2 separate regions of the Homo sapiens genome follow, and region 1 is linked to region 2. The links are chromatin contacts, found by Hi-C or POLR2A ChIA-PET in ENCODE. All regions are on one chromosome and are shown on one strand. Each heading gives the region's core, a stretch centred on a gene start or an enhancer-like site at or near the end of the contact. The rest is flanking DNA. Distances are from core to core; before and after follow the strand shown. Region 1 has its middle 42 kb from the start of LINC01548. Region 2 overlaps LOC105377136 (a long non-coding RNA gene).

What was found. A loop is a pair of places that touch in the nucleus more often than their neighbours do. ChIA-PET counts read pairs that join two places held with the same protein, here RNA polymerase II (POLR2A). Pooled maps may share reads with other maps.
Region 1: a map of naive thymus-derived CD4-positive, alpha-beta T cell shows a loop between it and region 2 (17-fold over the local background). The contact joins two enhancer-like sites. A Hi-C loop is called at or near these places in 1 of 168 maps with a recorded cell type or tissue (naive thymus-derived CD4-positive, alpha-beta T cell) and 6 of 50 pooled maps. POLR2A ChIA-PET finds 5 or more read pairs at or near these places in 1 of 52 experiments (activated T-cell).

What each region holds. Positions count from the first base shown.
Region 1 is chr21:33,125,638-33,130,700 of GRCh38, forward strand. No RefSeq gene overlaps it. Among named protein-coding and RNA genes, the nearest start is that of LINC01548, 42 kb to the right of the region's middle. Within about 2 kb of position 1,839, at least 3 of the 41 ENCODE cell types and tissues checked have a DNase peak (open chromatin) inside an H3K27ac peak, as active enhancers do.
Region 2 is chr21:32,884,767-32,889,441 of GRCh38, forward strand. LOC105377136 (a long non-coding RNA gene) reads left to right here. Exons shown (of 6, transcript XR_937669.3): 3 at 1,166-1,302. Among named protein-coding and RNA genes, the nearest start is that of LINC01690, 72 kb to the right of the region's middle. Within about 2 kb of position 1,730, at least 2 of the 41 ENCODE cell types and tissues checked have a DNase peak (open chromatin) inside an H3K27ac peak, as active enhancers do.

The DNA of each region.
Region 1 (5,063 bases), core at 589-3,088, 240 kb after region 2:
CTTCCTTGTTGCTGTGCCACTTGGGGACATGAACCAAGTCAGATGAGGCTTCATTTTGGCATCAACACCCCACATCCATCTCATTCAGCCAAGGTCTGTCTGTCCTCCGGTTCCCAGTTCAGTCCCTGGGAAGAAACTGAATTATCCTCTCTTCCAAGTGTGGCCCATGCACTCATCCAGGCCACAGGATCCCCTTGAAGGCTCCCCTGCTGCCCCACACCCACCCCATCTGGAAATTACCAAGTCCTTATGGACTTTGCTCTTTATTCATTCACAAAGAATGTAAGATTCCATTTTTTTAAGAACTGAATAGAAATCCCCGGCATCACCATATCAGGGCGTCTGTTCCACGCCAACTCAGTAATTGCCCCGTTTCTAGTGCTTTTTTTTTTTCTCCACCAAAACCAACTTAAGCTGATTACTGCCATCTCAAACAACCTCACTGGGCTCCAGATATATCCATTTAATATGGCCAAGACAAGCAGCCAACTGCCGTTTTCAAAAGACGATCTGACAGATTCTATTCACTTTCAAAGTAGCTCTCCACGGCTGGAATAATTATCTTTCATTTCCCCCATTCTGACACCTTTCAATGATTTGTTGACATCTGAAGAGTTATGGGCAATCTTAGAAGAGGCAGCTGGACTTTCCGCCCCCAAAGATACAAGCACAAAAAGGATTCCCATACAGCATCTGAAATAACTCTGTTCTTTGCAAATGGATATCCAAATCTGCATGTTAATAGGGACACTTTTATCTTTAAATATAACCTCAAAAAAAGAAGGGGGGACAGTATTCATTTAACTTGTTCACCGCCAACTCAAGAAAATGCACCTTTCCCTCAAAACCAGCGTTCCCTCCCTTGACCCATAAAACCAGAAAAAATGCAGATATGCTGAGTTTTCAAACATCTCATGTTTGCTGCAGTCCTCGTTCGAGGGAGAACAGCAGGAGAAATCCGAGCAAATGGCAAGAGGCCTCCACTGTTTCATCTGCTGCCAATGAGGTTTTAAGTGAGCATCACTGGAATAATGTCTATTAATAATTTGCACTTCTATAGCCCTTTCTTGAGGGTGTCTCTAAGTGCCCTCCCACGAACACAGGCCTCGCTTGCAGGGGAAGAGCTCGACACAGGAATGAACCTCCTGCCTTTGGGCACAGTGCCTCCCAGCTCCTGTCTCAGCACAGAGGCACTTTGTCTTTAAAACTCCAGCAAAATGGGGCCTGGGAGAGGTTTTTTTTGTTTTTTGGTTTTTTTTTTTTTTTGGATATATGTTTTATATATATATATATATATGTATACATTACGCAATTACAAATATAGGTCCCATGACACGCAGGATAAATATGGAATGCAATATCTTCAGATTATTTTCTTTCTCTATTTTTTCTGTCTCCTGCCTCCCCAACACACAAAATTTGAGGACTTTCGTTAACTATTTTAGTAGTCTATCAAACCAAGTGCCTGGTAGATTTCAGTATGGGGGAGTAGTGACAGTGGCCGCAAGAAAGGATCAGATGCAGCCACGATCGTTGTCAGAGATAAATAAACACGAAATAGTGAAGGAAAATGGGACAAGCACGCAGCAGTTTGCAGCCTGGACCAATCACAGTGATGCCTCTTGTGGTGGCCTGGAGCCCTCTGCACAGTCCGGAGAAAAGACTGCCGTGGGGATCGGTTTCTGTTCCGAGAGTACATAGCAGAGTGAGGCTGCTGGGGTTGAAGCCGCTTGTTTGAGTTTTCCAGCTCTAATCAGATCGTCCTCCAAAGAGGGAAGTCTCTAAGGAACCAGGAACACAGACCACATCTGCTGGTCACTTCTTTTCCCCCTCGTAGCTTCCAGCCACAGTCCCTCAATCAACAGCGCCCCTTACTGGCCAGAGGGTTGCAAACCCAGAGGGTACTGGGGTGTCTCAGATAACCGCTGGCAACCTGGAAATGGACATATCTGTATCATCCATCTCCAGTTATAGAATTTTGAACACACTATCGAGAGCAGCTGTTGCAATCCCAGCTCAAGTCTCACGGCCATCCCTCTGTCTTGAACTTGGTCTTGGCGAAGTCAGGTCTCTCTGTGGGAGTTTTATCATCAGGGGAGCTGCTTCTCCCAAGAAACCAATAACCACCAATACTGTGTGTGATCTTAGCAGATCCAAAGCTTCGAGAAGCCTTCATCAAGATCAGACATTGCGACAGGAGAATCCTGTTCCCTGCAAACAGGATGGATTTGGATTCTAAGTGGTTGAAGTCACAGAGCGGTCATTAAAATAACAAAGAGGCACTGGCCTTTTTCAAGCACCTTTCTGGACTTCTCCAAAGAAACCCTGCTGATGAGAGGGCACAGGGTTCATTAGCAATCATCTTGGGTCAGCTGATGACAGGAGTGAAGCCAAGGCTGGCACGGGCGACGACAGAGCAGGCGAGCAGAGTTGACCTGGGTTATTTTAGGTGAGGAGGTGGGCGCAGAGGGAGACAGAGAGGTGGAGGGAGTTTATTTTGGTTGAGGCACTTTATTTTGCTTTCTTGCTTGTGAGGATTCATTTCCCCTGGGTAATTTAAAGTTTGTAAGAACCTTGGAATTCCTTGGAGAGAAAGCACCATTGCAAATAAAGAGGCCACAGCACTAGTGATGGTGGAGAAAGTGGCCAATGCCGTATCTTTAGATGCTTGGGTTTTGGGTTGGGTAGAGTTTTTCGGCACGTTTGGGAAGTGGCTTCTTATATGCCCAGCTCTAGTTTGGGGGCTTCCCATGTGTTTTTGTGTCTAACATGTATTGTTCTCAGCACTGTGCTGATTTTCCATGTGTTCATTCATTTAATTCTCACAACAACCAAAATGCGTTAATTCATTCATTCTGAATCAACTTGTTTAATCAAGAGAATTTGACAATGCCCACCCCCTCTCCCTTGGAAAATAAGGGTTAGCCTAGCAGACTGCTCAGGGTCAGGCTTCTTAATCCCTTTCAATGCCATTGTCAATATATTGAACCCTATTCAGGAATCAGCAATGACTTTCCGTGCCTGCTCCATCAAGTCTCATTTCCTCTGCCTTGCTCAAAAAACCTTTTATAACCCTCTTTATAATGCTCCCACTTCCTCTTCTTCCAGCTGCACCTCTACTTCTCCAAACAAATGTAGAATCCCCATGGCAGTGAGTCGAGTGTCCTGGGTGAGGTGGGAGCTATTGTTCATAATCCATGTTGCTATTGCCCAGTAAGACACATTGCACCCCACAGAATATACCCATTGCCTTTTCTTCAACTTTGGGGGACATACCGAGTCTTCACTATACACAGAGTCTGCAGGTAGATAGAGATCTCTCAGTGGCTTTTCTAGGCAACTTGTTCCCGCTACCCCAGTAGGTATGGACATAACCTCAGCTCTCGACTCTCGGGGAGCACCATCTGGTCATCCATGTGAAAAGAAGAGACAACTCTACCCTGTTATAAAAACATGCCTGACACTTGGAAATAAAGCAAGGGAGGACTGCCCTTCAGTGCCAGCCTGGAGCACTCAGGGTCATCACATTCCCCAGGGGATATGCCTTTGCTTGACCCATTCATTATTGGGCCCAGATTCTGATGTTACATGTTAACTTGTAGATTTTTACAAAATAATTTCCCTTTTTCTTTTTTATTTTTCTTATTTATTTTATTATTATTATTATTATTATTATTATTATTATTTTTGAGATGGAGTCTCACTCTGTCGCCCGGGCTGGAGTGCAGTGGTGTGATCTCGGCTCACTGCAACCTCTGCCTCCCGGGTTCAAGAGATTCTCCTGCCTTAGCCTCCTGAGTAGCTGGGACTACAGGCACATCCCACCACGCCCAGCTAATTTTTGTATTTTTAGTAGAGACGGGGTTTCACCATGTTGGCCAGGCTCATCTCGATCTCTTGACCTCATGATCCGCCCGCCTCAGCCTCCCAAAGTGCTGGGATTACAAGTGTAAGCCACCGTGCCCGGCCTCCCTTTTGATTTCTAAATAATTTTAAAATTTTAGAAATGTTGCAAGAATAATGCAAAGACCTGTTTTTCCTAATTCACTTGAGTAATAAGTTGCTGACATGATGCCCATCACCCTAAAATACTTTAATGTGTATCTCCTATGATTGTGAAAGTCACCCACTTTCATGATCTAAATACAACCACCAAAATGAAGAAATTAACATCGGTACATACTATCATCTCATTCTCAAATGCCATCCACACTTCTCTAGTTGTTTCAATCTCACTAAACTTTTATAGGCAAGGGACCCAATCCAGGATTGCTCATCACACAGAGTTGTCCCATCTCTTTAGTCTCCTTCAATCTAGAACAGTTTCTATCTCTCATGACCTTGACACTTTTGACAATAATAGGCCAATTATTCCGTAGATGTTCCTTAGTGTAGGTTTTTCAGGTGATGCCTTATTATGAGGGTCAGGGATGTCTTTGGCAGAAACATCATCATAGAAGTGATGCTGGGTTCATCTTGTATCTGGCCAAGTGGCACACAATTTTAATTTACCCCAGTCCTGGTGACTTACATGTAAACGAAATAATGAAGGTGATGTTGTCCATGTGCCTCCGCTGTAAAGTTACTTTTTTCCCCCTTTGTAACATACAAGGATCTTGTGGGGAGGTACGTGAGCCTTTGCAAATATCCCATTCCTCATCAGACTTCACTCACTGTTTTTAATATCCACCAGTGTTTCTTCGTTGGATGATTATGATGGTTGCCAATAAATGATTTTCTAATTCCATCACTTTCCTAATATTTATTAGTTGGAATTAGTAATTTTTGTGTAGAGATAGGGTCTCACTATGTTGCCCAGCCTGGTCTCAAACTCCTAGGCTCAAGCAACCCTCCCACCTCAGCCTCCCAAAGTGTTGGGATTCAGTTGTGAGCCACTGTGCCCCGCCATATTAGTTAGAATTCTGCTTTTTCCACTTATACATTCATCTGTTTGTTTATATCGGTAGGAACTCAAGCGTACTTATTTTACTTATCAGGTGATACTCTGCTCCTATCGTTATTCATTTTTATGCCTCAATTATCCCAGTTCTGGCCGGTAGGAG
Region 2 (4,675 bases), core at 480-2,979:
TAGGGGCCTGCGCCAGCTTCAGATCGACCACTCTCCAGAGCAGATGCTGGGACAGGCAGGGCAGATGGTCTCGCCATGCCGTCTTAGCTCCCATCACCTTGTCACAGAGGGACTCGAGATCAGAGGGGTCCAGAGTTCTCTTTTCCTGTCTTTTCCTCTTGTGTTGCTTCTTTCCTAGGTAGATAGATAGATGGCTGATGATAGACAGGATGGATGGATGGGTGGTGGATAGAGAGGTAGAGAAATGCCATGAAGTGCAAAGTAATAAGTAGCTGAAATTCTGTCATTTTTTTCTTTCCCAATACTTTGTAAACAGTAAAAAGAATGGGTAGGCCATCAGTAAACAGCTATTATGTGTACTGTCATTATCACGTTCAATATTGTATGCTTGCTATTATTCTTCTTTCTCTCACCTTCGAGTAAACATTAACTGAACATCTAATATGTGCCAAGCACCCTGGACAGCCAGACTCCCATCCAACCTTCCACATCACCTCAGGTCACCATCTTGCAGGTACCCCCAGGTCTGATCTCACTGAATTACTCACCAACTCTCCATTCTCCCAGAACTCAATACCCTACTCCCTCTTCCTAAAGCAGCCTTTCATTTCCTGCACCTGGCAAAGATTATTCAACCCTAAGGACCTCTAGCAAATGTCACCTCCTCTCTGAAGCCCACCCCGATAGGCTTCCCTTCTTTTAGTACCTATTGTATCCTGATTATTGGTTCATATGTGTGATTATCTGCATACACCATAAGCTTCCCTTTAATCATCTTGTACTTTCTTTTTTTATATATATATTTTTATTATACTTTAAGTTCTAGGGTACATGTGCACAACATGCAGGTTTGTTACATATGTATACATGTGTCATGTTGGTGTGCTGCACCCATTAACTCTTCATTTACATTAGGTATATCTCCTAATGCTATCCCTCCCCACTCCTGCCATCCCACAACAGGCCCCGGTGTGTAATGTTCCCCTTCCTGTGTCCAAGTGTTCTCATTGTTCAATTCCCACCTATGAGTGAGAACATGCAGTGTTTGGTTTTTTATCCCTGCGAGAGTTTGCTGAGAATGATGGTTTCCAGCTCCATCCATGTCCCTACAAAGGACATGAACTCATCATTTTTTAATCATCTTGTACTTTCTACCCACCCCCAGACACCCCTGAGAGAGTCTTCGGCACATATGATGTCCTCTATTGATGTTTGCTGAATAGATGAGGATGCCAAAAGAGGGAGGAGATACCAAAAGAGGGAAAGAAGGACACCCAGAAGACAAATGGTGCTCACCTTGAGGTAGGTTGGAGAGGGTGATCACAGCCTTCCTTGAAAGGAAACAGGAAAGTTGTCAAACTTATGGAGAGACCAAACCACCCGACAGTGCACAAACTGCATCTGAGGCTCTTGGTTAGGACATCCTGGAGCAGAGAGGAGCAGGGGCAAAAGGGAAAATCCCCAAGTCCGCACAGATGCACAAGTCCACGACCAATGTCCTTAAGCTGAACCATGCTCATTTTAATGCTAAAAACACACCCCTGGGTGGAGATTTCAGATGCTAATGAGACATGGGATGTATGTGCTAGCGTGTACAGCAGTAGTGCGTGGGCATCCAGGAGACCTCCCACGGCATGCTTAACAACAATGCCCATTCCCATCCTTCATGAATAATCATGTAAGACTCCTATAAAGGGAGCTCCCTCAGCGTCAGTGGGCGCTGTCAGCCTGCTCTAACCCAGCTATCGGAGTGTACTTTCGCTTTGCAATAAGCTCCTTTACCTACTTTCACTTTGGACTCGCTCTCAAATTCTTTTGTGCCGTGAAGTCAAGAGCCTGAACCTGCACACCAACAACAACCTCACAAATGTGGGTTGCACCTTCCTGGGTACTACACAGCCATAAACACAACTTGCTCCCTCTCATGCATCTTCAGTCTCTTCCTCTGGCACCTAATAGTCTTGACATGGGTTGGTCTGGTTAATCTTTCAGTTTTTCCCCTTTACCAAAATACCTAGCAGATAACTTTTATAGACAGGGACCCCACTGTGCTGAGCCCTGTGAGCCCCCGACATTCTCTTTTCCTGCATTCGGTACAGTCCAGGAATGAGGGCTGCATTCCATTTCTACTGTTAAGGATGAAGAAGATGCTCGCAGATTTGGAAACTGCCTCACAGTTCACCATCAGCTTTTTCGTGGCTTTTGCTGTTAAAGCCTCTGGTCCCTGGGACAGCCCCTGGTTCTAGATTCCCACAGTCTGCAGCATCCTTGTCTTGGTCCCAATTCTCTTCTTGCCCATGAGACTCTCAGCCCTTCTGCAGGCCCACAGGGACATGTGGTGTCCCTGGGTGTCTTACATACATGGAGGGTTTGGTATATATGGGTTTGCTCATCTGATCAGGCTGTGAAACCCCACACTTTTCCAGGAACTAACAGACAGACTGAAACAGGTGGACAGCCAGCCAGCTGTCCCCAAGCCATCCTCCCTGTGGTGATATCTCAGAACGAGACCTTTGGGTATCATAGTGACCTCTGGGCTCTGACTGTGTTGAGAAGCTATTAAATGTCTGCTGAAAGAACAGCAACTTCCCTGTGAGAAAAGCAGGAGAATCATTAACATTTTCTCTCCAAAATGGGAGCAAGTGTTGGGCCCAGAAATGGAAACCAGCAAGTGATGTAAAAAGTTTTTCTATGAAAGATGCTTATCAAATCCTGGCTCAAAACAAGGAAGAATGCTAAAATTTGCAAATGAAATATAATTAGTGTGACCACTCTTCCCTGCATGCCTCAGATACCTCTTTTTCTGTGGTGTTGTTAATTGGTCCTATACATCCTTAAAAATAACATAGAAAGTTATTGAGCTAGCAAGTGTTCTAAATATTTTATTAGAACACATCCTGGGAATTTTTAAAAATGTGTAGATGTTTTGTCTCACCCAACAGACACACACACACACACACACACACACACACACACACACACCTGTGTATGGACAAAAACACATCCTCTTTTGCGAGTTATGGAAGGGAGACAGTATTGCTTGGTCCACCCCAAACTCCCACTTATCTGTCTGGGAACTGCCCTCCACATTCTTGGGGTTCCCATGGGATCTGCCATGTTCTTACCTTCCCAGACCTGTCAGCCTCAGATGATTGCTCCTGTGGTTGGTTCCTGACCCAGCTAGACCAGTGCCTCCTTGTCCCAAGATGTGCATACCTGGGACATAGATAGTCGGCTCATAAGTCTCAACGGCCATAGCTATAAGATGTGACAACAGTGTAGACACTGTTGTCTACATGAGGTAAATGATGGCTTACAGCTAGACAGAAGAAAGACACAGAGACAAGAGGCAGAGAGAGGTTCTTGATAGCTTTGGAGACCCTGGAGGCAGGTGTTCCTGAGGCCAAGCTCTGTCCCCTCCTGCATCTTGGTTGGGCAACAGTTCCTTAGATTTGATGAGATTTTCTAGGGTTTGCTGTCTACTTTTCTTTATGGCCTGCAGGGTAAGAATTTACATTTTGAATGGTTGAAAAAAAAAAACAGAAGAGTAAAATACTTTGTGACATGTAAAAATTATGTGAAATTCAAATAGAGTTTTATTGGAACAGAGTCACACTGATTTATGTATTGCTGTGGCCACTTTTGTGCTACAATGGAAGAATTGAGTAGTTGTGACAGAGACCCTCAAATAGCTGGAAAAGCATAAAATATTTGACTCTTTATAGAAATCAAACTATCTGGCTTTTTATAGAAACAAAGGGCTGACCCTAAAGTCAGCAACAATGAAGGGCCTTTTAAGAAGCCATGAAATGAAATCAGCTCTTTGAAATGTCACTCATTGCTGCGAGATCTCTGGTACTTGTATATTTGGGAAGAGGTTCTAACTGCAACCATTGTCCTTTAGGAAAAAAAGAAAAAGGGAACACATAGAAGCCAACTCCAGCCTTTAAACACGTAGGAGATCCTCAGCTATTTGTATGTGTAAAATGAAGGAAGACCAATGCCTGCTTTCCCTCCCTCTCAATCCAGTCAAGAAACTATGTAGTCAAGACTTACATAGTTCCAGGAACAGGAAACTCACTCTACAGCCTTGTGAAGAAACTGATTCCATCTTTGGACACTTCTTTATAATAAACCCCAAATCTCTCTCCTTAGAACTCATACCTAGTGACTCCATTTGCTTCTCTTGAGGTCATCAATATCAAATCTGCCTTCCTCATGACAGCCTTTCAAATATTAACAGACACTGTCATATGTTTCAAATATTAAAAAATACTGTCATATGTTTGTTCTCTCAATTCTTCATCCCAGCCCTTTCAGCTGTGTCTCTTGTAACGCAGGATTTTATTCCCCTGAGCATCCCAGCTCCTCTTTTTTGAATACATTCCTTTCCTTTTACATCCCCGTTCAGATGCATTCCTTAGCACTGGATGTCACACTCTGGTCTACACAAAGGAGAGGAAGACCATTGCTGCCCCTTCTTCTAGATGTTGTCTGTTGACTTCCATTGATTGCTTTCAGTTGCATGATATTTAATTTAAGAAATCACATGGCCGGCACTGTCCATTGGAAAAGTGTGATGTTAAGGTCCCAAATAGTTCCAAGGAGTGGACTGCAGTGTGTGTGCACCTTGCTTTTAGAGAAAAGGCAGCCTGGAATGGAATTCTCCCGGGTA